Regions from separate parts of the Homo sapiens genome. Here all the other regions are linked to region 1. The links are chromatin contacts, found by Hi-C or POLR2A ChIA-PET in ENCODE. All regions are on one chromosome and are shown on one strand. The core of a region is the stretch at or near the end of the contact, and the rest is flanking DNA. Distances in the headings are between cores, read along the strand shown.

The links. A loop is a pair of places that touch in the nucleus more often than their neighbours do. ChIA-PET counts read pairs that join two places held with the same protein, here RNA polymerase II (POLR2A). Pooled maps may share reads with other maps.
Region 2: a map with no recorded cell type shows a loop between it and region 1 (6-fold over the local background). The contact joins the promoter of PLAC8 here to the promoter of BMP2K in region 1. A Hi-C loop is called at or near these places in 2 of 37 single-sample maps with no recorded cell type and 5 of 50 pooled maps.
Region 3: a loop to region 1 is called in a pooled map, with 16 times the contacts of the local background. The contact joins the promoter of COPS4 here to the promoter of BMP2K in region 1. A Hi-C loop is called at or near these places in 4 of 50 pooled maps. POLR2A ChIA-PET finds 5 or more read pairs at or near these places in 2 of 52 experiments (OCI-LY7 and activated T-cell).
Region 4: a loop to region 1 is called in a map of CD8-positive, alpha-beta T cell, with 17 times the contacts of the local background. The contact joins the promoter of SEC31A here to the promoter of BMP2K in region 1. A Hi-C loop is called at or near these places in 2 of 168 maps with a recorded cell type or tissue (both CD8-positive, alpha-beta T cell) and 12 of 50 pooled maps. POLR2A ChIA-PET finds 5 or more read pairs at or near these places in 1 of 52 experiments (H1).
Region 5: a loop to region 1 is called in a map of CD8-positive, alpha-beta T cell, with 11 times the contacts of the local background. The contact joins the promoter of HNRNPD here to the promoter of BMP2K in region 1. A Hi-C loop is called at or near these places in 4 of 168 maps with a recorded cell type or tissue (CD4-positive, alpha-beta T cell, CD4-positive, alpha-beta memory T cell, CD8-positive, alpha-beta T cell and 1 more), 2 of 37 single-sample maps with no recorded cell type and 16 of 50 pooled maps. POLR2A ChIA-PET finds 5 or more read pairs at or near these places in 1 of 52 experiments (activated CD8-positive, alpha-beta memory T cell).
Region 6: a loop to region 1 is called in a map of CD4-positive, alpha-beta T cell, with 12 times the contacts of the local background. The contact joins the promoter of THAP6 here to the promoter of BMP2K in region 1. A Hi-C loop is called at or near these places in 2 of 168 maps with a recorded cell type or tissue (CD4-positive, alpha-beta T cell and naive thymus-derived CD4-positive, alpha-beta T cell), 1 of 37 single-sample maps with no recorded cell type and 13 of 50 pooled maps.
Region 7: a loop to region 1 is called in a map of CD8-positive, alpha-beta T cell, with 15 times the contacts of the local background. The contact joins the promoter of USO1 here to the promoter of BMP2K in region 1. A Hi-C loop is called at or near these places in 2 of 168 maps with a recorded cell type or tissue (CD8-positive, alpha-beta T cell and naive thymus-derived CD4-positive, alpha-beta T cell) and 11 of 50 pooled maps. POLR2A ChIA-PET finds 5 or more read pairs at or near these places in 2 of 52 experiments (activated T-cell and activated naive CD4-positive, alpha-beta T cell).

Annotation. Positions count from the first base shown.
Region 1 is chr4:78,774,658-78,778,079 of GRCh38, forward strand. It overlaps BMP2K (BMP2 inducible kinase), which reads left to right and starts at 1,693. Exons shown (of 16, transcript NM_198892.2): 1 at 1,693-2,064. The coding sequence starts at 1,887. It overlaps BMP2K-DT (BMP2K divergent transcript), which reads right to left and starts at 1,313. Exons shown (of 1, transcript NR_186689.1): 1 at 1-1,313. RefSeq lists enhancers at 929-1,559, 2,192-2,822 and silencers at 1,026-1,275, 1,366-2,035, 2,397-2,597.
Region 2 is chr4:83,112,857-83,116,278 of GRCh38, forward strand. PLAC8 (placenta associated 8) reads right to left here and starts at 1,873. Exons shown (of 5, transcript NM_016619.3): 1 at 1,810-1,873.
Region 3 is chr4:83,033,366-83,036,787 of GRCh38, forward strand. COPS4 (COP9 signalosome subunit 4) reads left to right here and starts at 1,818. Exons shown (of 10, transcript NM_016129.3): 1 at 1,818-1,933. The coding sequence starts at 1,860. RefSeq lists enhancers at 1,338-1,457, 1,531-1,825, 1,588-1,937, 2,038-2,087, 2,128-2,187 and 2 more.
Region 4 is chr4:82,889,456-82,892,877 of GRCh38, forward strand. It overlaps SEC31A (SEC31 homolog A, COPII component), which reads right to left and starts at 1,698. Exons shown (of 27, transcript NM_001077207.4): 1 at 1,633-1,698.
Region 5 is chr4:82,372,275-82,375,696 of GRCh38, forward strand. HNRNPD (heterogeneous nuclear ribonucleoprotein D) reads right to left here and starts at 1,717. Exons shown (of 9, transcript NM_031370.3): 1 at 1,172-1,717. The coding sequence starts at 1,404. HNRNPD-DT (HNRNPD divergent transcript) reads left to right here and starts at 2,294. Exons shown (of 2, transcript NR_183813.1): 1 at 2,294-2,391. RefSeq lists enhancers at 266-315, 1,676-1,845 and a silencer at 1,216-1,315.
Region 6 is chr4:75,512,584-75,516,005 of GRCh38, forward strand. It overlaps THAP6 (THAP domain containing 6), which reads left to right and starts at 1,890. Exons shown (of 5, transcript NM_144721.6): 1 at 1,890-1,937; 2 at 2,850-2,949. The coding sequence starts at 2,870. RCHY1 (ring finger and CHY zinc finger domain containing 1) reads right to left here and starts at 1,820. Exons shown (of 9, transcript NM_015436.4): 1 at 1,614-1,820. The coding sequence starts at 1,703. RefSeq lists enhancers at 929-1,859, 1,546-2,025, 1,860-2,790, 2,366-2,585.
Region 7 is chr4:75,722,903-75,726,324 of GRCh38, forward strand. It overlaps USO1 (USO1 vesicle transport factor), which reads left to right and starts at 1,675. Exons shown (of 24, transcript NM_003715.4): 1 at 1,675-1,983. The coding sequence starts at 1,918. It also overlaps a transcript of G3BP2 not described here. RefSeq lists enhancers at 865-1,785, 1,786-2,705, 1,802-1,881 and silencers at 1,462-1,631, 1,966-2,143.

The sequences.
Region 1 (3,422 bases), core at 443-2,942:
AGAATTTTAGTTTAGTGGGTTATGTAGCAGAAATGCCTAAATCCAGAGCACTATTTTAGTGTTGGCAGAAATAGCTTCTCTTCAAATAGCAGGGAAGAAAGAACAAGGATTTTAAGTTCAAAGTTTTTGTCTAAGCACATTTTCTAATGTTTCTACCCGTTATCTCATTAAAAAGAATAAAGAAATAGGGGTGGGGATAGAACCACATTCATCTACTTTCATAGAAGGTGCATACTGGAGTCCTGCAGATACAATTTATTTGATCTATATTTTAAAAATTAGGGAAATGCCACATTAGAAAACAGTTCCAGGTTTTTGGTTCTCTTAAGAAACTGGAACCTCTGGGCACAGTGTGTGTGCCTATCTTCTTTTGTGGAAAAGTAGGCTGGAGCTGAGAATTGGCTGCTCTCTTTACACAGGCTCTACAGTTTGCCATTCCCTACCACTCCTGAATGTTTTACACCCATATTTATTTTGTTGCTTCACCCTGCAGTCGGGAGACTCCTGCAGTTTATGAAATTGATACAACAGGGCTTTTTTTTTTTTTTTTTTTTTTGGTAGGGGGTGCAAATCTCTTTGATTTGAGGGGAACGCAGTGGTCGCTTTTGCTTCCAAACAGCCTTAAATCTGCCCGTTTTTCAACGATCTGACCTTACTTTTTCAGGGTGGCCAAAAGCACAAAATTATGAATCAAAGAATGGTCCCCAATTACCACGAGCCAGCTGTGTGACCTTGGGCGACTCCGTTAAGTTCTTTTAGCCAAGAGTGATGAATGGTCTGCAAAACGACCTTAATACCTGTTCTGAATACCCCCACATGGCTGTGGTACAGCAGGCGTGAGATGTTTAAAGTACTCCTAAGTAATTTATAAACTGCAAAACGCTTCCCAGCACAAGCGTCCGCTACAGAGCGCGACGACACCGAGCCGGTTTAGAAGTCCAGTTACTGGAATCCACTCCAGTTCCGTCCTGCTCCCACCTCCTACGCTCAGGGTGGGCGAGCGGAAGGAGACTCTCAAGGGAGAAGGCCTGGAAAACTGGCTAAGAAACGAAGCGAGAAGTTCCTCAGCAGGGGTAAAGTTGTTGGCGGCATTTTTAAGCCCCTAGAGTGGCACAGCGACTCCCGGTCGAGATGACGGACCCCGGTGCGTGACCAGCGCGGGAGCCAGTCCCGGGCCACCTCCCTGCTTGAAGTCGGGCCTGGCCAGTACCCTCCCGGCGCAACCCCGGACCCGGGACCCCCGACTTTGCCCTAGTCCCCAACCCCCACAATCACCTCCCTTGGTCCCCCTCCACGTGACAAGAGCCGGAACCGTCACTTCCGGCGGCGCGGGCAGCGCGCCTGCGCGGGTCGCCCGGCCTCAGTGAGCGGTTGGCAGCAGCGCCCCCCCCCCCCCCCCGCCAACGGCCACGAGTGGCGGGCGGCGCGGGTTCGGCCGGGGCGGCGGCGGCGCGACGGGCTGCGGTCCTGCGGGTTTGTGGCCTGAGACGTCTAGCCCACTCCCTGGAGGGGCCGGCCGCCCAGCCTCTTTCGCTCTCTTCCTCTACCCCGGCTCGCGCTCCAGGCGCTTAGTGAGGCGGCGGGACGCCCGGGGCACTGGCGGAGGCGGCGGCGTCGCCCCTGGATTCGGACCCGCCCCCTCGCGCCCCGCCCCGTCCCCGCCCTCCCCACCGCCCTCTGCGGGAGCCGGGCAGCTGCAGCGGAGCCGCGGAGCGGGCGGCGGGGCCCAGGCTGTGCGCTTGGGGAGCGCGGAATGTGAGGCTTGGCGGGCCGCAGCACGCTCGGACGGGCCAGGGGCGGCGACCCCTCGCGGACGCCCGGCTGCGCGCCGGGCCGGGGACTTGCCCTTGCACGCTCCCTGCGCCCTCCAGCTCGCCGGCGGGACCATGAAGAAGTTCTCTCGGATGCCCAAGTCGGAGGGCGGCAGCGGCGGCGGAGCGGCGGGTGGCGGGGCTGGCGGGGCCGGGGCCGGGGCCGGCTGCGGCTCCGGCGGCTCGTCCGTGGGGGTCCGGGTGTTCGCGGTCGGCCGCCACCAGGTCACCCTGGAAGAGTCGCTGGCCGAAGGTACGGGCGCCCGGGGAGGCTCGGACAGGCAGGTGAGGGAGGGTTGGGGTGTGGCGGCGGCTTCTCCGGGTCCTCGCCCTCCGGACTGACTCTTATACCCCATTCTTCCTCTGCTGCCGGGCCAGCGGGGGCTCCTAAAGAGTGGCTCGGGCTTTCTCTCTTAAGCTGGCTTTTCTTGCCGCTGGCTGCCCCGGCCGGTGCACAGTTCTCTCATGCCTAGTTTAAATCATTTTCTGTGCTTTTTGACGCGAGAAAATAGGTAGTAGACGGGCTAGGAAGTGGGTTGGTGTTACGATTGGGCCAGTGACTCATTAGAGGGTCAGATCGAACAGGGTTGAAGCTCCGTTCTGCCAGCTGTGGCTCAGACGGGTGTCATGCGTTGGCCTTTTCATCTAAGCCTCCACCCGCGCTGCAGGGCATAGGACCCTGCAGCCCCTGGTGTCAAGCTGGGCTTTGCTGCAGCTCAGTCATCTGTTGAAAAACAATGTATTTGTGTGCATGTGTGCGTGTTGGAGGTGATCCTTTGCTCTAAATTCAGTTAGTAGGTTGCACTGAGGAGCAGGTAAACTTGGAGCCCATTTATCTTTGTTATTTAGAATCTTCTCTGTTGGACAAGGTGCTATTCATGCCCTCCCAGTATGTCTCTTTGATAGTAGTTTAAAAGGTGATATAAAAGCAGGTTAACTTTCACTTAACGAGGTTTTGTGGTCGGTCCTTCATGATCTGGAACAGGTTATGACGGCAGGTAGAAGTCTACTTACAAAAAAAGTTTACTCCATTTTAAAAGAAGAACTTAGAATTTAGTTTTGTATTTCTGGCATAATTGCCTTGTAGAAAATACTTGCCCTGTGTGCTGCATGCTTCATTGGCCTTTGAGTTTTTAGTTGCAAAATGATACTACAAAATAAACACTTTAAAAGAAATACTTTTTGTTGATAAATGGCCCTTTTAAGTTCTATGGTTAAGATAAAAAAAATCGAAGAGTGGATTCAGTTCTCCGAGCGTTAGACGTTGATGTGGTTTGAAAACAGTAGACTGAGATTCCGCTTGTATTTTTTGAAATGCTATACACAACAGTAAATTAGCACAAGGGAAAAAACCTGAAGATTTTTGTATAAAATATTTGAAAGAGAAAGAAATCGTGAATTATTCAAGTGTACATATCATTGTTTCGTGAACCATTGCTCAGAATAATGATCTTAGCCGAAACTTGGAGAGGTGGGAGAAGGAGGATCCTTAGTTTTTCAGAAGAATGAATATGTGGTGAGTGGTCTTTATAAAAGATTTACTATACTATAAAGTTTTCTAGCTCTTTATTACACATGAATTTCAATTATTGGTTTAGATTGTGTTGTAGG
Region 2 (3,422 bases), core at 623-3,122, 4.3 Mb after region 1:
ATTCAAGGTAAAAGGTCAGCAATAAGTGGAGAGAAAACGTCCTTGAAAATCTAGAGTTCCTAGGACCTTAGGTACCAGCTTGTCTCCTTAGTTCAGTGGTCCTCAAAGCTTACTATTAGTAAAACCACTTGGACTGCTCTTTAACGTGTAGATTTCTAGACACTGCTCAGAGATTGTGACTTAGATAGAATGAGCTAGGGTTGAGGAATCTGTACAATGTAGAATTCTACACACTGTTCAGAGATTGTGGTTTAGATAGAATGAGCTAGGGTCTAAAAGTCTGTAACGTGCACCCGCAGGGCTGCTGCCCTTATGCCATAGGCTTTTGTCCTATGAACTAGAAAAACGTGGCCCTTCTCACAGACACGGCTTGGTGAGCACGTAGCTGCTTCGGTGAGAATTCGAAAAACGGTACACCTTCCTCCATGCGATGAAGCCCATGCTAGACCCTCTCGCATTCCCGGGAGCACATTCCAAACTAGCTCCTCTCCCTTCAGGTGCGGGCCTGTGCAGTATCCTGGGCACTTCACAAGATTCTAATGCCAGTGGCCTTGCAGAGCACATTTTGTAACCCACGACCAGTGGCCTTATTTTTCTTCTGTTACTAATAACTACAGATCCAATTTAATTCAGCAAATATTTTATTGAGTGCCAGGGTGTGTAAACGTGTTGGGCTGGATTTGGTAAGGGCTAAGGAGATGCCTGAGGTTTCCTATCTGTGGCCAGCAGTTCTGCCCGTTGTGGTGTGACCACACAGCTGTTTTGTTCCATGCCATCTTTAACCCCACAGGAGCAGAGAGAGTGATTAAAAAAAAGTTGGCAGGGGCCACCTTGGAAAATGCAGGAAAAATGGGGGCAGGAGGTAGTGAAATGGGAATCTTGGTGGGCAAGCTTTGGAGAATGAGACTAGAATACCTTTCTTTAGGAAGTTCTGTGGAATGGTCTCAATGTCAGGAAATCTTGCAGTATTTGGCTCATATTTTAAACACCTTAATTTTATCTATTAGTTAAGAATCAATCTTGTATTTGTCTCTCCTTTCTATGAGCACTTCACTCCTGAGGACAGCCCACTATCTTAATAAAATACATTAATATTAATATAATACATGATATTAATTATAGTAATATTAATACATATTATTAATATTGATTAATCCAGATACTAGACATATTATTGAGATTTTTCTCTTCTACTGTTTATTGATGTTAAATTTCATTTTTTTGCTTTGATTGAAACATTTCCATTTCATAATCTCTCCATCTCTCTTTATACATATAAATGAAGCACCAGAATTTAATTTTGAAGAATTCTAGTCTGTTTTTCTTACTTTCATAGTGAGAATTCAAGAATTCTTATAATTCATTAGCTAAATCTACAAAATTCCATATCTTGTTTCTAAATACTTTGAATGGATAAAATAGAATATTTGTAAAGCAGAAAGAAATTAGACCGGCATAAGTCAACATGCATACATATTGAAATAAAGAGTGAAATTAATGATCATGTTACTAAATACAATGTATAATATGTGTTTGCTGCAGAAAGCAGCAATTGATGAGGATTCAAGGCTGGGATCTTACACTACTTTGAAAAGCCTGGCATTTGGCAAAATGCTTAGCAAGAAATTGTTGAATTTGACTAAATGTATAAATTTAAAGCAATTAGATAAGAAAACCTTAGTCTTTTAGCTGAAACTCAAAATATAACATGCTAAGAAAAAAACAAGAAAATCAAATAACTTTTAAAGAAAGCTTTTTTTTTTTGAATGCTAAGTTTTTAAAACAAGTTCTTACTTGTAAAGTACTTACAATTAGTAAACAAGGTTCCGAGCAGGAAATGTCTTGTGGCCTGGGAGAGAATCTCACCACAAATGAAAACTACGTGAAAGGGGAGAGGTAACTGTGTTTCTATCGCAGGGCATAGTACATAGAACAGTTTCAGACGCTCTTATTGGCCAGAGTAATCCAGCAGAAGTGGTTTCAATGTGTGTTTCTCTTATCTGGAGAATGAATATATCTCTTGCCAAATAAGGTGTGTTTCTTTTCCTATATTGTGTTAGGTACACTGATACGTCTTTTTAATGGGGAAAGGATTTAATTCATTATATAGTTTGATTGGTTTTACATGTCTGGCAGAGCTTACTGTTGTTTTTTTGTGTTTGTTTTTTGTTATCTTTGTGGGGAAAAAAAAGATCATTATTGTTTCAGATTATATAGTAGTTGGCATCTCAAGCATCCTTTAATGGTATCAACTTACAGATACTGAACATTAAAATAGGCCAAGCATTATCAATGACTTGTTAATGACTTTGATAGTTAGGCCTTATTTTTTCAATTTTAGAGGTGAGGAAACAAGCTCAGATTCTTGAGCTGACTTTCAGAGGCCACATAGCTAACAAGTTACTCACCTAGGATTTTAGCTCATGTCAGCTCAGCTCCAAACTATGGCTCTTTTTACAATGTTGCATCCAATTTCTTTGTACCTTTTTAATTATTCTTCTTATTGGTGGTATTACTATTTCTTTCTTTTGAAATTTTTATTCATAGTCTTTGAATTTCTGATCCCATAGTTTAAACTATCAAAAGACAAAATTACAACAAATTTAGTTTAGAAGATGTAATTGCCTTTTATTTGCAATTCTAGAATCAAGCAACACATCATTCTATAAAATAGAATGAGTGTCCTGGTGAGTATGAAGAAAGCGGAAACAGAGAAAAAAAGATAGATTGGTTGTTTCAAAGTTACTTTCCTTATAGGACTAAAACAGAGAGGACTTCCTTACTACACTGACTGAGGTTGACTGAAATCTCCTGTTTTTTGGAAAACTGGTCCATTTCAAAGTTCAGTTTGATTATATGTCACTTAGCACAAGCGACTTCATTCTGGTTTGGTCTGATTTTCTGGGGCCTAGAGCAGGAGGCTAGTCCATAACAATGGCCTCTCATAAACTTTGTTTAACAAAACCTTTCAGAAATGAGGGTGGGCCGGCACAGTGGGAGGCCCAGGCGGAGGACTGCTTAAGGTCAGAGTTCAAGACAAGCCTGGCCAACACAGTGAGACCTTGTCTCTAAAAAAAAACAAAAACAAAAACAAAAAATTAAAAAATTAGCCAGACATGGTGGTAAGTGCCCGTAGGCTTGTAGTCCCCGCTACTTGGAAGGCTGAGGCAGGAGGATTGCCTGAGCCCAAGAATTTGAGGTTACAGTGAGCTGTGTTGTGTCACCACACTCCAGCCGGAGTGACAGCAAGACCGTGTCTCTAAAAAAAAAAAAAAATTAAGAAATGAGAGTGGCCAGCTTTCCTGTCATTCACTCTGAAGTTTTTGCGGATGGGAAATCTTTCCCACTAGAACAAGGCTATTGTGTGAGGTTGTACAGTGAGAATGTGTGGCATTATGGCAGACTCTAAGTGCTTAGAGTCC
Region 3 (3,422 bases), core at 568-3,067, 4.3 Mb after region 1:
TCCAAAAAGAGTGATTTTGAAAGACTGGACAGCTGGTAAGATGTCCAGCTGTCTTAGTCTGTTTTCTGTTGCTTATACCAGAATACCTGAAACTGGGTAATTTATAAAGAAAAGGAATTTATATCTTAGAGTTATGAAGGCCAAGAAGTCTAAGGTCAAGGGGCCACATCTAATGAGACCCTTCTTGCTGGTGGGGACTTGCTAGAGTTCAGAAGCAGCACAGGGTATCACATGGCAAGGGAGTGACCTTCCTAACATGCTAGCTCAGGTCTCTTCCTCTTCTAATAAAGCCACATGTTCTCTCCCATGACAACCCATTAATCCATGAATAGATCAAGGGTTTTGCCCTCATGATCCAATCACCTATTTAAGGCCCACCTCTAAATACTGCCACATTAAAGATGAAGTTTCAACATGAGTTGTTTGTTTTTTTTTTTTTTTTTGAGACGGAATTTCCCTCTTGTTGCCCAGGCTGGAGTGCAGTGGTGCAATCTTGGCTCACCGTAACCTTCGCCTTCCAGCTTCAAGTGATTCTCGTGCCTCAGCCTCCCGAGTAGCTGAGATTACAGGCACGTGCCACCACACCCAGCTAATTTTTGTATTTTTAGTTGAGACGGGGTTTCTCCATGTTGGTCAGGCTGGTCTCGAACTCCCGACCTCAGGTGATCCGTCCACCTCGGCCTCCCAAAGTGCTGGGATTACAGACGTGAGCCACGGCGCCAGCCCTCAACATGAGTTTTGGAGAAGACAATTATTTCAAACCACAGTACCAGGAAAAGTGCAAAAAAAAAAAACCAAGGCAGAACAATTATGTGGTGTTGCTTGTGAGAGGTAAAATTTTATTTTATTAATATTTGCTTGTATTTGCAGAAATTCTATAAGAATACATGAGTATTGAATGTTATACAAACGCAGGCGACCATATAATCTTCCATTGAAATGGAACGGTTTCTAGAATGAAAGGGAGGATGTTATTATTATTATTATTATTTTTTGAGACCGAGTCTCGCTGTGTCTCCCAGGCTGGAGTGCAGTGGCGCGATCTCGGCTCACTGCAAACTCCGCCTCCCGGGTTCACGCCATTCTCCTGCCTCAGCCTCCCGAGTTGCTGGGACTACAGGGGTGCACCACCTACGCCCGGCTAATTTTTTTGTATTTTTAGTAGAGAACGGGGTTTCACCGTGTTAGCCAGGATGGCCTCGATCTCTTGACCTCGTGATCCGCCCGCCTCGGCTGCCCAAAGTGCTGGGATTACAGGCGTGAGCCACCGCGCCCGGCCGAAAGGGGGGATATTAATCATTACTCCAGGACGACAGAGGGAAAATCGCTTTGTACTGGACAAACTGGAATGTCTGACCAACCATTATAAAGTGCACGGAGTGGGAGGAGGAATAGGGACATTTTAATTGTATTTCTAAAAAGTATCTTCTGTGGTGAATCGGAAACAAAACTCATTCTTTACCACAGGCAGTTTAAGCGCTGCCTGAAAGATCGAAGGACGGTAAACCACAGACGTGAGAAACGGAACTTTGCGAAAACGCAGTCGTTTTATGTACCGGCTACTCATTGGAGTTACACCAGAGACTCACTACTGGAGTTCATCAGCCAATCCAAAGTCCAAGCGTGAGAGCCAGAGCCTGTAGGAGAGACCTGGGCAGGCCTCAGACCTGAGGAGTGGAGCTCCGCATCACTCAACCCTGGGGGCGGAGCTAGCCCAGGCTCCCACACCCGACGCTCTGGCCCACACAGACGCTACTCTGTAGCATCTCAGGTTCCCTCTGGCTGCACTCTGGAGGACCACACTCGTTTTCTTTTTGGCTGCCAGAGGCCCCCGCATCCACCGCTGAGCTGGGAGAAAGATGGCGGCAGCCGTGCGACAGGATTTGGCCCAGCTCATGAATTCGAGCGGCTCTCATAAAGATCTGGCTGGCAAGTGAGTATTTCCCAGGAACGCGGGAGTACAGAGGTGGGGAAAGAAAGCCACAGCCTTAATCTCCTTAGGTTGGCCACGGCTCTTGGGCGTGAAGCTAGGAGCCGGCCTGACGTCCAAGGGGGCGGGCCTGAGGTCGGCTGGGGAGGCAAATGTTGGGAGAAGCAGAAAGCTGGAGGGGACCTTGTGCAGGGGCCTTCGAGGCTATAGACTTGAAATGATTGTCAGCTTGTTCAGTTCTTGATAGAATCTTTCTGGTCCCTTAGGATTTTGGAACAGCGGTCTGAGAGACGACTGCTACCCTGGCCTTAGTAGCCTTCCCTGGTACCTCTTCCCATCGCTGGCCGGCCTCACACCGAATCTGGCCTCTCTTTGGACCTTCCTCCTCTTTTTTTTTGATTCAGAGAAATGTATATTCTGGGGCCTTGATGCTGCGTTTTTCGGGGAGATGGCTTCTTGGGGCTGGCTGAGGTTGAGGCGGTATGGCCGCTGTCATGTCGTCCAGACCATTCAGACTGTCTTCTGTGGGTCCTTGTGTTTCGGGTATTTTCTCTGCCACCAACTCTGATGGCACATAGGCGGAATGTGCTCATATCGTGGGTCAGGATGTCTACAGTAGTGATGTTTGCAGGAATCTGAATTTTGTCGAAATTTATATAGAATGCTTAGGTTCACTCCAAGTTAAAATGTGTGACGTGCCTGTTCTGCAAGCAGTTGTCAACAGTATTAAGCATAGGTAGGTAGACGTATATTGTTCATTTTCTCTTTGTAGATGTCACAGCATTTCTCTTTTGTAATGAACATGCTTTCTGTTTAAAGTATGCCTCTCTAGGCCGGGTGCAGTGGCTCACGCCTGTAATCCCAGCACTTTGAGAGGCTGAGATCACTTGAGGCCTGAGAGATCTGAGAGGGAGGATCACTTGAGGGCAGGAGTTCTAGACCAGCCTGGGCAACATAGTGAGACCCCCCCCCCCGCCGCCACCCGTCTCCGTAAATAAATAAGTAAATAAAGTATGCCTCTCAAGTTGATCTTAATGTTTACATCCTGACAGCTGAAATCACTTTGATGTATATTAATGGGATACACCTGTTCTAACCTGGTCATTGAAATTCTGACTGTTTTAAGTAGGCTAGGCTGCCTTTTCTCTGGTGGCAAACGTAATCTACTTTTATCAGTGGGAAATTCAGCCGTATATTTTGGGCTTAACTACTTTGTGCTGCATTTTCCCACTCAGGAAAATGAAGATAATAATAGGACTTATTCTTGTCTGACATTATCTGAGGACAAGATGAGTATGTGTGTGCATATATACTTACCACACTTATATCACGTAGAACAGTACCTGACATATAGAAAGTGCGGTAAGATTGTTGTTGTTACTATTAAGCTGTCAGTAAATATATATTCACTTATTGTATGGGTTGGAAATAAGTTAAATATGTCTTCATGGCTCAATCCTTTCTGCTTGTAATTTTTATATGGATGAAAGTA
Region 4 (3,422 bases), core at 448-2,947, 4.1 Mb after region 1:
AGGATCTCTTGAGCCCAAAAGTTCAAGGTTATAGTGAGCTATGACTGCACCACTGCACTCCAATCTGGGCAACAAAGAGGGACCCTGTCTCAAAAAAAAAAAAAAAGTAAAAGAAAAAAAAAGAAAATCCTACATGTGTGTATATGTGCATTCTTCCAATGCTTTCATTAGATTCCCGTAAGACAGTGAAATCCCCCCAAAATTTTGAATCATTGCTCTTCACAGTTTACAAATTTATTTCTATTCCCATGTTATTGGTTTCAATAAAGAATTTGCTTATATAAAATTAAGCAATATCATTATAAATCCACCTCAAATTTCAAATTTCACAAATAACCGCGGACGTATTTAAGATAAAATCACTACAAAACTACAAAAACACTACGAGTTATCCAAAAGTTCTTAAGAGTCTACAAACCTCTCCCTGAGCTGTTAATTAAGGGATAGTGAGAAACAAGGAGCACAGAAGAACCACTAAAAAAGGAGAGTAGGCTGGGCGTGGTGGCTTATGCCTGTAACCCCAGCACTTCGGGAGGCCAACTCGGGCGGATCACTTGAGGTCAGGAGTGCCAGACCAGCCTGACCAACAGCGTGAAACCCCGTCTCTACTAAAAATACAAAAATTAGACAGGTGTGGTGGTGGGCGCCTGTAATCCCAGCTACTCAGGAGGCTGAGACGGAGGTTGCAGTGAGCTGAGATCGCGCCACTGCACTCCAGCCTGGGTGACAGAGCGAGACTCCGTCTCAAAAAAAAAAAAAAAAAAAAAAAAGGAGAGTAAGCTTTTGCCAACTCTTGAATAAACGGAGGTACAGAAAACGCAGGACGCTGTAACAAGAACACACCCTTATCGATTAAATACAGTTATAACTGCCCACAAAGACAACCAAATTTCAGTTTTCTATAGTTAGAAAAAATAAGTTAGGAGAAAGGATTTGTCACAGACTATCAGATCACTGCAACTTCAAATAGCCCTACGTAAAATTAATTCCTTAAGCGCAAGAAAAAATTTATAATGCCCACAAGTCCAGGCAATATTTTGGTTTATTTTACAACAGCCCCGTAATTTAACAACTTATTAGCAAAAACATGTAACACTTAATGAGACTGCCCTCAAAGTACAGGCTGCGCCTGGCTACCACCGTCCTTAAAATAATCCTAGTTAAATGACAGTAGACGTCAGTTCAAACCTATGAACCTTTAAATCTGGCAATAGTTCAAGTACAAAAAAAAATCCTAACCAAAGCCAAAGTAATCCTGAGATTTTTTTTCCTCTCCTCACCCTCGGGGACCGCACCTCTTTGTGCACAAGGGTCTGAAAGTCTCCTAATCTCAAACTCCAGTTACCAGCCCGGCTACTACTCCCCGGCAAGACACTGTCGCCAGCCTCGGGTGGCTTTTGCTCAGCAGTGGAGACGTCGGCGAATGCGGACGGGCGCGATCACTGGAGTCCAGATGCCAGGCGTTGTTCCGCCGGGCCCGAAACCAAGACTAGGGGCGCGCCGTCACCAGAGACCGGGCCTCAGGCTGGTGCGGGGCAGCGGAGACCCAGGCTGCGGTCCCAGTTTTGGCCTGGGCTCTACCTCAAAGCTTAAGGACCGGCGAAGAGGACAAAAAGCAACGGGCGGACGCACCTGGCGAGGACCTTCGGCAGCCGGATCCTGCGTTAGTGCAGCGCTCGTCGGACTCTCCCAGCATTCGCCGCCGCCCCTCCTCCCCGGCCAGGGCCACCTCCACGTTCCGTTCCAACGTGGCAGCCGCAGCCGCAGCCACGCCCTGCGCCCAACACTTCCGGGAGCGACATCTTTCCCCGCCCACCCGACGCACAGCCCGCCACGGCACTTCCGGGACCGGCGGTAGCCTGGGAGGCGGGGTACGGCTCCGCTGGTTGGTGGCGCTCTGCGGTCATCGCGCCCCGGCGATCGTAGAAACCCTTTTCTGAGGGGCGGCGCGCAGAATGTGGATGGGGTAGCCAGGACTAGTGGGTAAAGGACTAGTGCAGAGGGTGTCCCCGTCTGGCCGAATAACCGCCGTGGCCCGCAGGAACGCCACGTAGCACTAGTCCTGTGAGGCGTCGGCAGCCCCTGGCGACACTGCCCGCGCCAAACCAGGTGGAAAATCGGGCTGCAAGGGCTTTATTGTAATTTGTGACTGAGTTCTTAAAATTACCCACTTGATTGCACATTCTGGCGTTTTGAGAACTTATACAAAGTGAAACAATCTGGGCATTCCCAAAGGCTATTGTGGACAAAGAGGTATAGATGGGGTGTTATATTAATTCCAATTAGTACCGTTTCATACTTGTTACTATCCCATGGTATTGAGACCCGGTAGCACTCACCTTCTGCCACTGTTTCTCCACAACCTCAAATCTAATTAGATGCGTTGCCTAAGTGTACTTTTAGTTTAGGGAGGAATTATTTTACAGCAAGGTGAAGCCAAAGGAAAATCACTTGCTAAATTACCAGAAATTGGATTCAACCCAGATCTCCTAACTTCTAGACAAGTTCTTTTCTCATTACATCTAGCATTCAAAGCCAACTCTTGCACTTTGGGTAGCTAAAGCAGAAGGATCCTGCCCCTTGAACAGCAGCAGTGTTAACATTCCCACAGTCAGCTACATCTTCTGTAACATTCCATCTGAAGCTTGCAGCTTCATAAGACAGCTTAACATCAATTCACGCCAACTTCTGAAATAATGAACCCAACTTTTACTGGTAGTAATATATTCTCTTTCAGTCTTCTAATTACCATTTTCTTTCAACGCAGTAACTAAGGTTATCACTTTGGCCTGAATGCTAGTCAAACTGATTGGGATTTGTTTTTGATTAGTCTTCAATTCAAACAAGTAAATGCTCCATTTCAACCGCAAGCAGCTTTCTGTTCCTAGTGCAATTAAAACTGAAAGACGTTGAAGCAACTTTACCTTTTTACATTTATCAGACTTTTTCAATAGGCTTGTATTACAGCTTCATGCAGGTCTGGGTCTCAACCTATCTTTGCTTTGCTGTCACCACTTTCAAATCTAATCACATCCAATTTCACTTCCAGCATTATCACTTTTCTTTGCTGCTCTGTCCTTTGTTGACCAATTACCTCTTTTAATTATCCATTTTTATAAATGGTCACAAGTTTAATCTCTGGGGTCAAGGAGGCAACAGTACTATGCACTTTGTGCTCTGCTATCTGTGCATGAACTAAACAGATGATCAGTAACAAATCAACAAACTTTGAAAGCAAAGTAATGTAACTGGCGACTGATCATGATGCACATCTTTTTTTTGGGGGGGGGGGCACAATGATTTGTGGACTAAAGAGCTAGCAGCAAAATTTATGCAAGTTTTCTCAGTACTGTGGTAATGGAATTATTAACCACATTGTTGGACTGGTTTTATTTAACTGTGGTCACTGGTATTTATGCATA
Region 5 (3,422 bases), core at 467-2,966, 3.6 Mb after region 1:
TCCCGTATTATGTTCCCAATCCCAAATGCTGCATTTTAATACACTAAATGCAGATTTAGGTAGTATATACAACTGTTATTTCAATTGGAGGAAGCAAGTTAATACTAAGAAATTTGCACCAAAAAGAAAAAAAAAGTATCCCATAGCACAATACAGGATTTGTTTCTCTTAAGAGGACTACAGGCCTCCCTTAGTGGGCGGGAAACAGATATCAAGACACCAAAATAGGATCCTGGGCACCGGGAAAAAAAGGGGGCTGGGGGTTGTAAAAAATTAGGTTGCACATAAAAAGTAAGGTACAATCTGTACTAACAGTTGGGGAACCCAATAGCTGAGGGCGCGAAAAGGGTGCGCGGTTAGAATAACTCAGTGGGGTGGGGGAAGGGTAGATGCTAGGCCGGAGATAGGAACAGCTCCAGTCAAGTGCAGGCCCGATCGACTAAGAACTTAACCAGAGCCCGCGGAGCAAAACCAATGTACCAACAAGAAACTCGGAGCATTTCACCAGACCCAATTTGGTCTGCATGTCAAAATGTAGGGCCTGTATGAGTATGCCATTGTGCGATAGCGTATGGTGGAGAAAATGAGTAAATCCTTAGGCGAAACTTATTCAAAATCCCAAGAAAACAGTCGGCCTAAGGCCGACAAGGGAGAGGCAGAGGTGGACAGCCTACGCGTTCCCCAAAACATGTGCTTATAAACAATCGCATCGTTTCAGGATGGTGGAGAAGCACCAAATAAACCTTAGTAATACAAACAGAGAAGCTGTTTGTGTCTGTGTTTTTATGCCCAAGACTGTAGAAAAAGGGAAAAAGAGGGGACAGCATGGAAAGAAAAAAGGTACCCCACGACAGGCGGGAAAAAATCCTGGCGGCTAAGTCGGTGGGAGGAGACCCATGGCGAGGGAGGAAAGGAGGGCGGGCCGAGGAGCAGCATGGTGACGGCTAAAGGTGGAAACGTGTGTGATGGGGGAGGGGGGCGATAAGCAGGCAAAGGAAGAAGGAAATGAAGGTCCGGGGAACCCAACATAGAAAAAGGGAGACCAGTGCAAGGAGGCTGCATGGGGGCCCGGAGAACGGGCTGAGAGCGGGAACCAGGCCTAATGGCGGGGGAATAAAGAGGGGGAGGGGGACTAGTTGGGCCTGACTATCCTGGGATGCCCCTTACTCACCCTTCATCCTCCTCGTTCTTACTGGCGTCAATCTTCGCCCCCTCCGACTCGGCGCTGCCCCCTTCGGTGCCTCCAGACGCGGTTCCGCCCCCGGTCCCGGCTCCGCTTCCCGCCGCCGCCGCTGCCCCCTGTGTCGCCGCCACCATGGCTCCCTCCTGCTCGCCCGCCGAGCCGCCTACCGCCGCCGTTGCCGCTGCCGCCGCCCCGTCCCCGCCGAACTGCTCCTCCGACATAGTGCTAGTGTCTCCGCCGCTGCCGCCGAGACTACACCCGCCGCTGCCGCGAACCGAAACTAGCAGCAAAGTAATCCCCGCCGCTGCCGCGCGCCCGCTCTACCTCGCGAAGCACACAAGACAGGGAAGGCGCGCGCGTGGCTGCAAAGGCTCCTGCGCCTCTCCCTGGCCTGCCCCCTTCGCCTCCCACTCTCGCGCGGCGCACACTCCCGCTCTCTCCCGCTGCACTAAAAAAGAATAAGCACCAGCGGCGGCCGCTCTCGCCTCCTCCTCGCTTTAATGGCGCCGCCGCGGACCACCTAAAATGGCCGACGGAAGAACGGCGCGTCCCGGTCACGTGACGCGAGAGCGCGCCCTTCGCGCGTCCCCCCACCCCTATCCCCCTAGTTTTTTTTTTTTCCCTTTCCTCCTCGGTCCCGCCCTCTCGCTACCCTTTATACCTTCCTCTCACGCTCCGCGTTGCACAGCCTTGGGGGCCTTTAAAAGGAACCGGAAGTGTCGTGAGCTAAGACAGTCGCGCGGGGACCATCGAGAACAAGGAGTGCTGTTTCGAAGTAGCGGCTAGAGGGGCCCCCTGCCTCCGCCCCCGCCCTTCCGAGGATTCCTGGAGTCCACTCACCCCTCCCCACCACTCCAGTAGCGGCGGGAGCAGCAGCGTTAGGCCGGGGTGTGGCTGCACCTCTGCGAAGGCTGTCGTGCCCCGTGCAGCTGCGGCGTTCGGGTGGGGGAGGGGAGGCTCACACCCTGCGGCGGCTTAAGCCTGGATTTACGCACTGGAGGAGGGAATTAGCCCTGAGATGTCAGCCCTGTGCCCCTGGCGCTGTCCACCCGGACGCCCGCGGAGCGCCAGGCGCCGCAGCGGACCGCGCGCGCACTGATTGCCGCAGCTACTCTCCCTGCCGTCGCCGCCCGGGACCGGGTGACATTGAGGTTTTCGTCTATCGCCGCTGGGCCGATAGGGCTTCTTTTTAAGATTTGGCTTTCCAAGTAAGATTTTTGTTTGCCTGCTTTTCTCCTGGAATTTTTTTGTTTTTGGTCGAAGAAGCAGGTAACTTGCATATCTTAAGGAAAACATTGTTTTTGCTTTGCTTTTGTTGTTTAAAGATCCTAAAACGTACCGTGATTCCTTTACGTTACTAATAATTGGAAAGTGTGTTAAATCAAGGGTTCGCTTAATGTTCTTTAGCCTTTGTACATAGAATATATAAATGTCGTGAGTCATCTTTACGAGGTTTATGAGTTTGTGTTCGGGTTTGGCTTTTTTGTTGTGTGTGCGTGGTTTTTTTTTTTCTTTTCTTGTAACACCGTTAGGCGTTTCATTAAGGTGTATAAAAAGTAATTTTATACACCTATTAAAAATTCCCGCTGCCTCGGCTGGAGACTGGATTATTCGGGCTTTGGGATTTGCTGCTTCCAGCAGTATCCTTAGAAGAAAATGAAGCTTCTAGGTACTTCTGTAGTCAACAAATAATTATTTGCCTGTTTAATTAAAGTGTTCGGGCACGGGGGAAACAAAGACGAGTTTGCAGACTCCAGCAAAAATCTTAAGAGTTTAAGTATTTGGGCCGGGCGCGGTGGCTCACGCCTGTAATCCCAGCACTTTGGGAGGCCGAGGCGGGCGGATCACGAGGTCAGGAGTTCGAGACAAGCCTGACCAACATGGTGAAACCCCCGTGTCTACTAAAAATACAAAAATTAGCCGGGCGTGGTGGCCGGTACCTGTAATCTCAGGTACTCAGGAGGCTGAGGCAGGAGAATCGCTTGAACCCGGGAGGTGGAGATTGCAGGGAGTCGAGATCATGCCACTTGCACTCCAGCCTGGGCGACAGAGCGAGACTCCGTCTCAAAAAAAAAAAAAAAAAAAAAGTTTAGGTATTTTCCACTGCAGTTAAACGAATTTGTATTAATTGGACACTATCCAAAAATCTCAAAGGAAGATTATAAGTAAGTTTTATTAATCAAGTTAGTAGAATTTACATTACAGAATAATTAAAACTCAAGAATACAGGTCAAATTCT
Region 6 (3,422 bases), core at 640-3,139, 3.3 Mb before region 1:
ATGCTGTAATACTTCCTCTCTTAAAGAGGAAAAAATATGGTGCCAGATCTCCCAGCAACCACATCTTTTTTTTGCTCCCCTTTACAGCTAAACCCCAAGAATACCCTATAAGTGCTATTTTCAATTCCACTCCTCCCATTCTTTCCTAAATTCACTCTAATCCTGATCTCTCCACTAAAACTCCTCTTGTCAAGATCACCAGTGACCTCTTCCTTGCCAAATCCAAAGGGCAATTCTCAGTTATCTTACTCAAACAGCTGCATTTGACCCAGCTGACCACATCCTCCTTGAAATACTTCACTTGGCCTCTGGTATTTAAGGGGGGGGGGGGGGCGGGGGAAGGCAAAAACTGTTTGACACCTAGGGCGAAGTATCTTAGTGCTATGATACACAGATCTAATTGTGTGGTTTATGGGGGGCACCAAGATGTTAAATTCCGTTTTAGACCTCAAGTTTGAAAGAATAATAATACATCTCAGTAGAAATTGAATCATAAGGATAGCATTCAATTTCCTTACACAACACTTGGTGGATGACCAACATTTTTAAGGAGCTTCATCCAGTTCAGTGGAGCAATGTTCGTCAAGCCATGACCTATAGAAAAGAGTTTAGGATGCACGTACAGGCCTGAGACTTGAACTTGCTTCTAATAATGAGGCAGTGACCAGCAAGGCTGACTTGTGAAGTGAAAGAACAAAAAATAATAATACTCAGATTGACGATGATAGTAACAGTCATGGTGGTATATATTTACTACTCATTTACTTCAGGGAATGCGCCCTGTTAAACACTATACACGCCCTTTAGTATATAATCCTCATACACTTTTATGAAACAGGCGCGATCATCTCCATTTTACATACGGGGTAGAGAGGAGCTAGCTAAAATCAGTTATTAAAGAGGAGAGCTAAGATTTGGGGATAGGGCGGTTGAGGTTCCAAAGCTCAAGTTTTCTAAGCAAAATTTTTGTACTGTTTCTTGCAAGGAAAATCAGGAAACTTCAATTGAATACGTGCCAATTTAAAAAAAAATACAGATTAAGAAGTTTTCTCAGAGTAACAATACATGCTTATTAGGCACTTTCCTATGCATAATTTCCTATTTAATGGCAATTACATGATTGTCTTCTTTTTTGGGACACACGTTTTCTCCTACGTCTGAACATGTGCACTGCCTTTAACATGAAGCTGGCAGGCTATAAAACTTTACCACAGGAGCTGAAATCGTATTCGGGTTCTCCACTTGCTTATTTCCATTATCTCCACTTCCATTATTTCATCACACACCTGAACGGAAAACCCCAGTACAGGCCCGGGGCTGCCTCAGTCTACTTCGGCAGCAAAAGACGAATAAGCCCACTGGCAGAGACCACTGTGCAAGCCTAATCACTTCCCAAGAAGGGTTTTGCTTTAAAGGTACGAAGCAGGTAGGAAAGGTGGGGCTTATCGCCTTGCCAAAAACGTTCTCCTCAAGAAGAACCCAGTTCCAGGTGGAAAAGGTATCCTGAAAATCAGGTTAACCTCAAACTTAAATCCAAGCCTAACCACCTGCCCAGCCCGCCCCAGCCCAACCTGACGGAAGCTTGTCAGGGAAGAGTCCATAGAAGGCGTCACCTTTAGGAGACATCCTCTGTCATAGTGCTCGCAGCCCCGCTGACCTCGCTCTTGACCGCTGGCGCCATCTTCCCGGGCCGTCGCCGCCATCTCCTCCACCTCCCCTCACATTCCACCGATCCTTCCCCCAGGATAAAAACCACGCCCAGAGAAGCTGCGCCTCTCTAGCACACCCCTCCCAGCCCCAGCGGCCACTAGCGACAATATGGCTCCTAAGCACGTGACCCGGGGCAGACGGATTTCCGGTTCCCGGGGCTACGAGGCGGAAGCGAAGGCAGACGCAGTCTCCGTCGTTGACGTTAGTCGCAGTCTTCGCTGCTAACGGTAATAACTCTTAGGTTGCCTGTTTTCCCCCAATCGCTACCCGCCCAAATCTCAGGGCGTAGTTCGGCGCGAGGTTGGCGGCAGCGGCGCGGAGACGCTGGTTGGCCCCAGAGGAAAGGACGCTCACTGGGCGCATCGTTACCTGTGACGGGTCCTCCCTCTCTCCCTCCGGTGGCGGGGAGCCTGGAGAAAGGGGCGGAGCTCGGCCCGGGCCCTGGGCTCAGCGGGTCCCGCGCGCTGCTCTTGGACGCCAGGGTGCTCGCTGGCACCTCGAAGTGCTTCTTGCTTCCTCCCTTTCCCGTTTACTTGCTGTTCTTTCAAAATATGTACTGACATTCACTATTGCCAGTCACCAGCTAAACCGTGAGGACAAAAAGTAAGGAAAAATAGACACACTCCACCATGACCTCATGGAACTAACAAGACTGGTGGAGGAGGAAGACATTAATAAGAGCAATCACTGCAATAAATGTAAGATTACAACCTGGAGAAGTGCTAGGAAGAAGTGTGTGTCCTGTGAGAGCTAATATTAGAGCAGCTCTGACAATCTGAGTGTCAGTGAGGGAAGGCTTCCCTGGGGAAGCGATGCAAGCCGAGGGCTGAAAGATGGGTAGGAGTTAGTGTGCAAAAGGCTTTGTGGCACAAAGAACATGGTACCTGTTAGAAGGTGGAAGGAAAATGTACAAGCCAACAAAATTGAAATCATACTCGGGGTACACAGCTAAATATGTTTCTCCTTATTAAAGAGTCAAGGCCCTGGAAAATGATGTAAGCAAAGCTGCAGGTGTTAGAAGAAGATATTTGTCTTTAGCTTTCTATCCTGATTTTGTGTTTCCTAAAACACCGGGAAAGGGAAAATATTCCCCTTCAGCTTTCCGGTTACTAACTCTTAACATTCTAATTTTCTTTCAGTTTTGTTATGAGTTGCTAAAATGGTGAAATGCTGCTCCGCCATTGGATGTGCTTCTCGCTGCTTGCCAAATTCGAAGTTAAAAGGACTGACATTTCACGTGTAAGATTTTGCTGTAGTTAAGCCAAATACTTTGGCCATGTTATAAAAAGCAAAAGACAGTTCTACTTAAGTCTTCAATTTTGAACTTTAGTTCCCGAGTCCTTTTTAAATAACCTTTTTGTTAAATTTGAAGTGACAATGTGATACCTTTACATGTTTATAATTTAGTTTAAAAGTTTTAAGATATCAGAGACTTTAAGATATCAGAGACTGGTTTACAAAAAATACCATAAGGCTAACTTTTGCTAATATTATTACTTTGTATTTTATCACACCGCCAAAGAAATTCAATGTTGTTTACATGTAGTTTACAATCTGAATGAAGGAGCTTTGCTCGAATATATTGCCCTCTCTATTTAGAAGTAGATCAAGCATAGGTTATAGAGAAAAAATACAAATTACAAGTTAAGACCAAGGGATCTTTAGCTGTGTTGCAAATAAATCAAAATGATTTTAGTTTCATATTTTAGCCA
Region 7 (3,422 bases), core at 425-2,924, 3.1 Mb before region 1:
TTATCCATCAATATCACCTTTTATGAGACAGTGGTAAGCAACAGAGATATAAAATGAATAACATAGTCCTGCCCTTAACAGTTTGGTTTAGCAAGCATTTATTCAATGTACACCATATACAGTATCAATAACTGCAAAGTGCTAACATATAGATGTGTACCTACATTTTAGGGAAAGCTTTCAAGAATGATGTCAGAGTTGAGCCTTAAGGAATTAGCAGGAGTTTGCTTGATGAAGAGAAAGGAAGGGAAGGGCATATCCAGGTCTGAGAAAAATGCCCAGAGTATGTGGGGGAGGCAGGAGCTGAAAAAGTAGGCAGGAGCTAAATCATAACAGGCCTGTATGACAAACTAAGGAGTTTGCACTTTATTCTGGACAGAATGGGGAACAACTGGAGGATTTTAAGAGGAATGACATGAACAGATGTTTTGTTGTTGTTAGTCTCACCCAAGGATGGACTGGAGATTGGACTGGAAGGAAGCCAGGGCTGAATGCAGACAAACTAATTAGGAGGCTGTTGCTGTCATCTCAATGAGAAATGATGAGAAGAACATAATCTATGTCACAGGCACAGAGGATGGAGAGCAGAACACCTATTTGAGAAATATTCTATAAATAGAAATGATAGGACATGACTATTGATTGGACATGTGTGGGTGGAAAGCCAGAGTCTAAGATTCTTCCCAGCTTCCTCTGTCTAGCTTAGGCAATTATTTGGACAGTGGTACTACTGAGCACGGCACGCACACAGTAGAAGCAGCATATTGACTTTTTTTCTTTAAGGGAGGCAGGGAAAGATGACGAGTTCAATTTTAAATGCTGAATCTGAGACCTGTGGGGAATCCAAGGGGAGAGGTGCATGAGTCAGTTAGCTAACTAGACCTGTGCTTTTTAGCCTCAAGAAATTTACAAGACTATTCCAGAAGCATGTGTACTGACAACCTCACTGCCAAAGGAACAGGCATACCAATTAGAGAAAATGACAATTTTTCATGTTAAAAAAAAAAAAACTGAAAACACAGGGGTTGAGAGTTAATAACGAAACATTATGTTACTCGCCAAACTGACACAGCAGAACAATGTATTTCTCTAGTAAGCTAAATGTAGGGTTTGATGGGTTTCCTCCTGACGACACTTGAAAATAGAGGTGTACCTGGTGTTTAGATCTAGGAATTCCTTTCAGCAGGTTTGAAGAGCAAGAGCTGAGAAATGCGCCCTCCAGTGGCAGTGGAATGAGGGGTGTCTAGTAACCCTTTTTACCACCAAACAAAGCCCTGTAAAGAAATGCAATTTACCGGGATCAGAAAGCCACAATGCTGGTACCAGTAAACCGTCAAACCAAGCGAACCCTCTCAGGCGCCAGGAAGCCTTACCTGTCACGTTGGCCAAAGGAAAATTTCACTTTCGACTCAACAAAATAAGACCTCAGATTTGATAGCTTGCAGTAAGTCCCGCTTGGCGACGATTAAACACCCTGCAAGTCGAAACGCGTAGTCTAATCAAATCCTCTCCAGCCTGCAGGGCCGGGCTTCCACCACGTGGGTGGCTGCGGCCAGCAGGATCAATCCGCGAAGGGTGGGGGTAGGAGGCGTGCCCCTGCGGTGGGAGGCGGGGTCTGCGCAGTGGGTGGGGCTTCGGCGGAACCTAGCTAAGAGGTTCCTCTCGCCTCCGCTCCCCTTTTGCCTTCAACCTTCGAGCCGCCACGTAATGCCACGTCCCCGCGCATGCGCATCTTGGCCGCTGCTGGCGGCTGTTTCCGGGCTTAGAGGGCTGGAGTGGCCGCCGAGTTGGAGGCGGTGGTGGCAGCAGTAGGAGTGTGTAGAGTGCGGGATTGGGGCCCAGGCCCTGCGGAGGGCGGGGGAAGTTGTCTTCTTTTTTTTCCGGAGGGGCCGGTAAACCTGGTGGCTGAACGGCAAGATGAATTTCCTCCGCGGGGTAATGGGGGGTCAGAGTGCCGGACCCCAGCACACAGAAGCCGAGACGGTGAGAGGAGCAGCGGGTCTGGGACTTGGGAAGGGGTCCGGGCAGGGACGGGGACGGAGCACTCGGAGACCCGAAGGTCACCTCCAGCGTCCCACCATGGAGGGGGCATCCACATGCCGCCTCCCCCTTTGCCCTCCTTCCGCTCCTGAAATCCCAGAGTTATTCAATCACGCCCCCAGCTCAGTCCCCATTGCTGCCGTTCGGCCGGACTGACGGCGGCCGCGCCCCGCAGCTCTGTAGGCCCTGAAGCTCGGGCTAGGAGAGTGGTCCGCAGGTGGTACCGCACGGGAAGGGACGGATGCGCGGCCGAGCTGGCCCGAACTGCCTCCCACGCCCCTCGGGGCCGTGGGCCCCTCCCTCTTTCTCTTTCGCTCGTCTGCACTGGCCGAGAGGAGCCTGAAGTCCTGCTCCCTCCCTCGCAGTCTGAAACTGGGGCGTTGGGGAAAACTGCGAGAAGGTTTAAAACCCAGCTGTTGGTGAGAGCATTTGGCTAAGAATAAAACGATATTCTTTGAAGGACAAATCCACCTGCTCCTGTCCCATCAACTGGAAGAGCGGTCGTTCTGCCTGGTGTTATTTGTTCAGATCCGGCTTTTCGGGCTCACCCAAATATATATCATTTGGCAAATGCTACCTTGAACGTAGTAGGGATCTTAAGCGCTCAAACTGCTTTGGGGACACGTCCACCGCTTTCTGCCTGAACTCCTAATGACATGATTTGCGGCGTTATTTAAAAAAAAAAAAAAATGGTTAGCCGCTGAAAACATTATTTAATAGTTGCTTAGATTCTAGGTTTAGAATACACTTATTTTGAAGTTTGGTTAGTGTTTAATGGAATCGAGGGTGTATGCCTTTTTGAAATAAACTTTTTATTTGAGAAGAATTTTAGATCTACATAAAAGAGACTAAGTATAACACTTTAATGGCTAACTTTGTTAATGGGATCCTGAGGGATAATATAGTAGCTTTCATTTGTCAGGCTCTTACCTTGTGCTAGGTTCTGTGCTGAGCTCTTTATATTCCACATTATGCTTTAATCGTTAACTACCCTGCAAGATAGGTGAGAGTATTCTCACCTTAAAAGTCAAAAAATGAGACTGAGAGGGGTGAAGTAGGCCGGACGCGGTGGCTCACGCCTCTAATCCCAGCACTTTGGGAGGCTGAGGCCGGCGGATCACCTGAGGTCGGGAGTTCGAGACCAGCCTGACCAACATGGAGAAACCCCGTCTCTACTAAAAATACAGAATTAGCCGGCCGTGGTGGCACATGCCTGTAATCCCAGCCACTCGGAAGGCTGAGGCAGGAGAATCGCTTGAACTCGGGAGGCGGAGGTTACGGTGAGCAGAGATCGTGCCATTGCACTCTAGCCTGGGCAACAAGAGCGAAACTCTGTCTCAAAAAAAAAAAAAAAAAAAAGGGGTGAAGTAACTTGACCAATG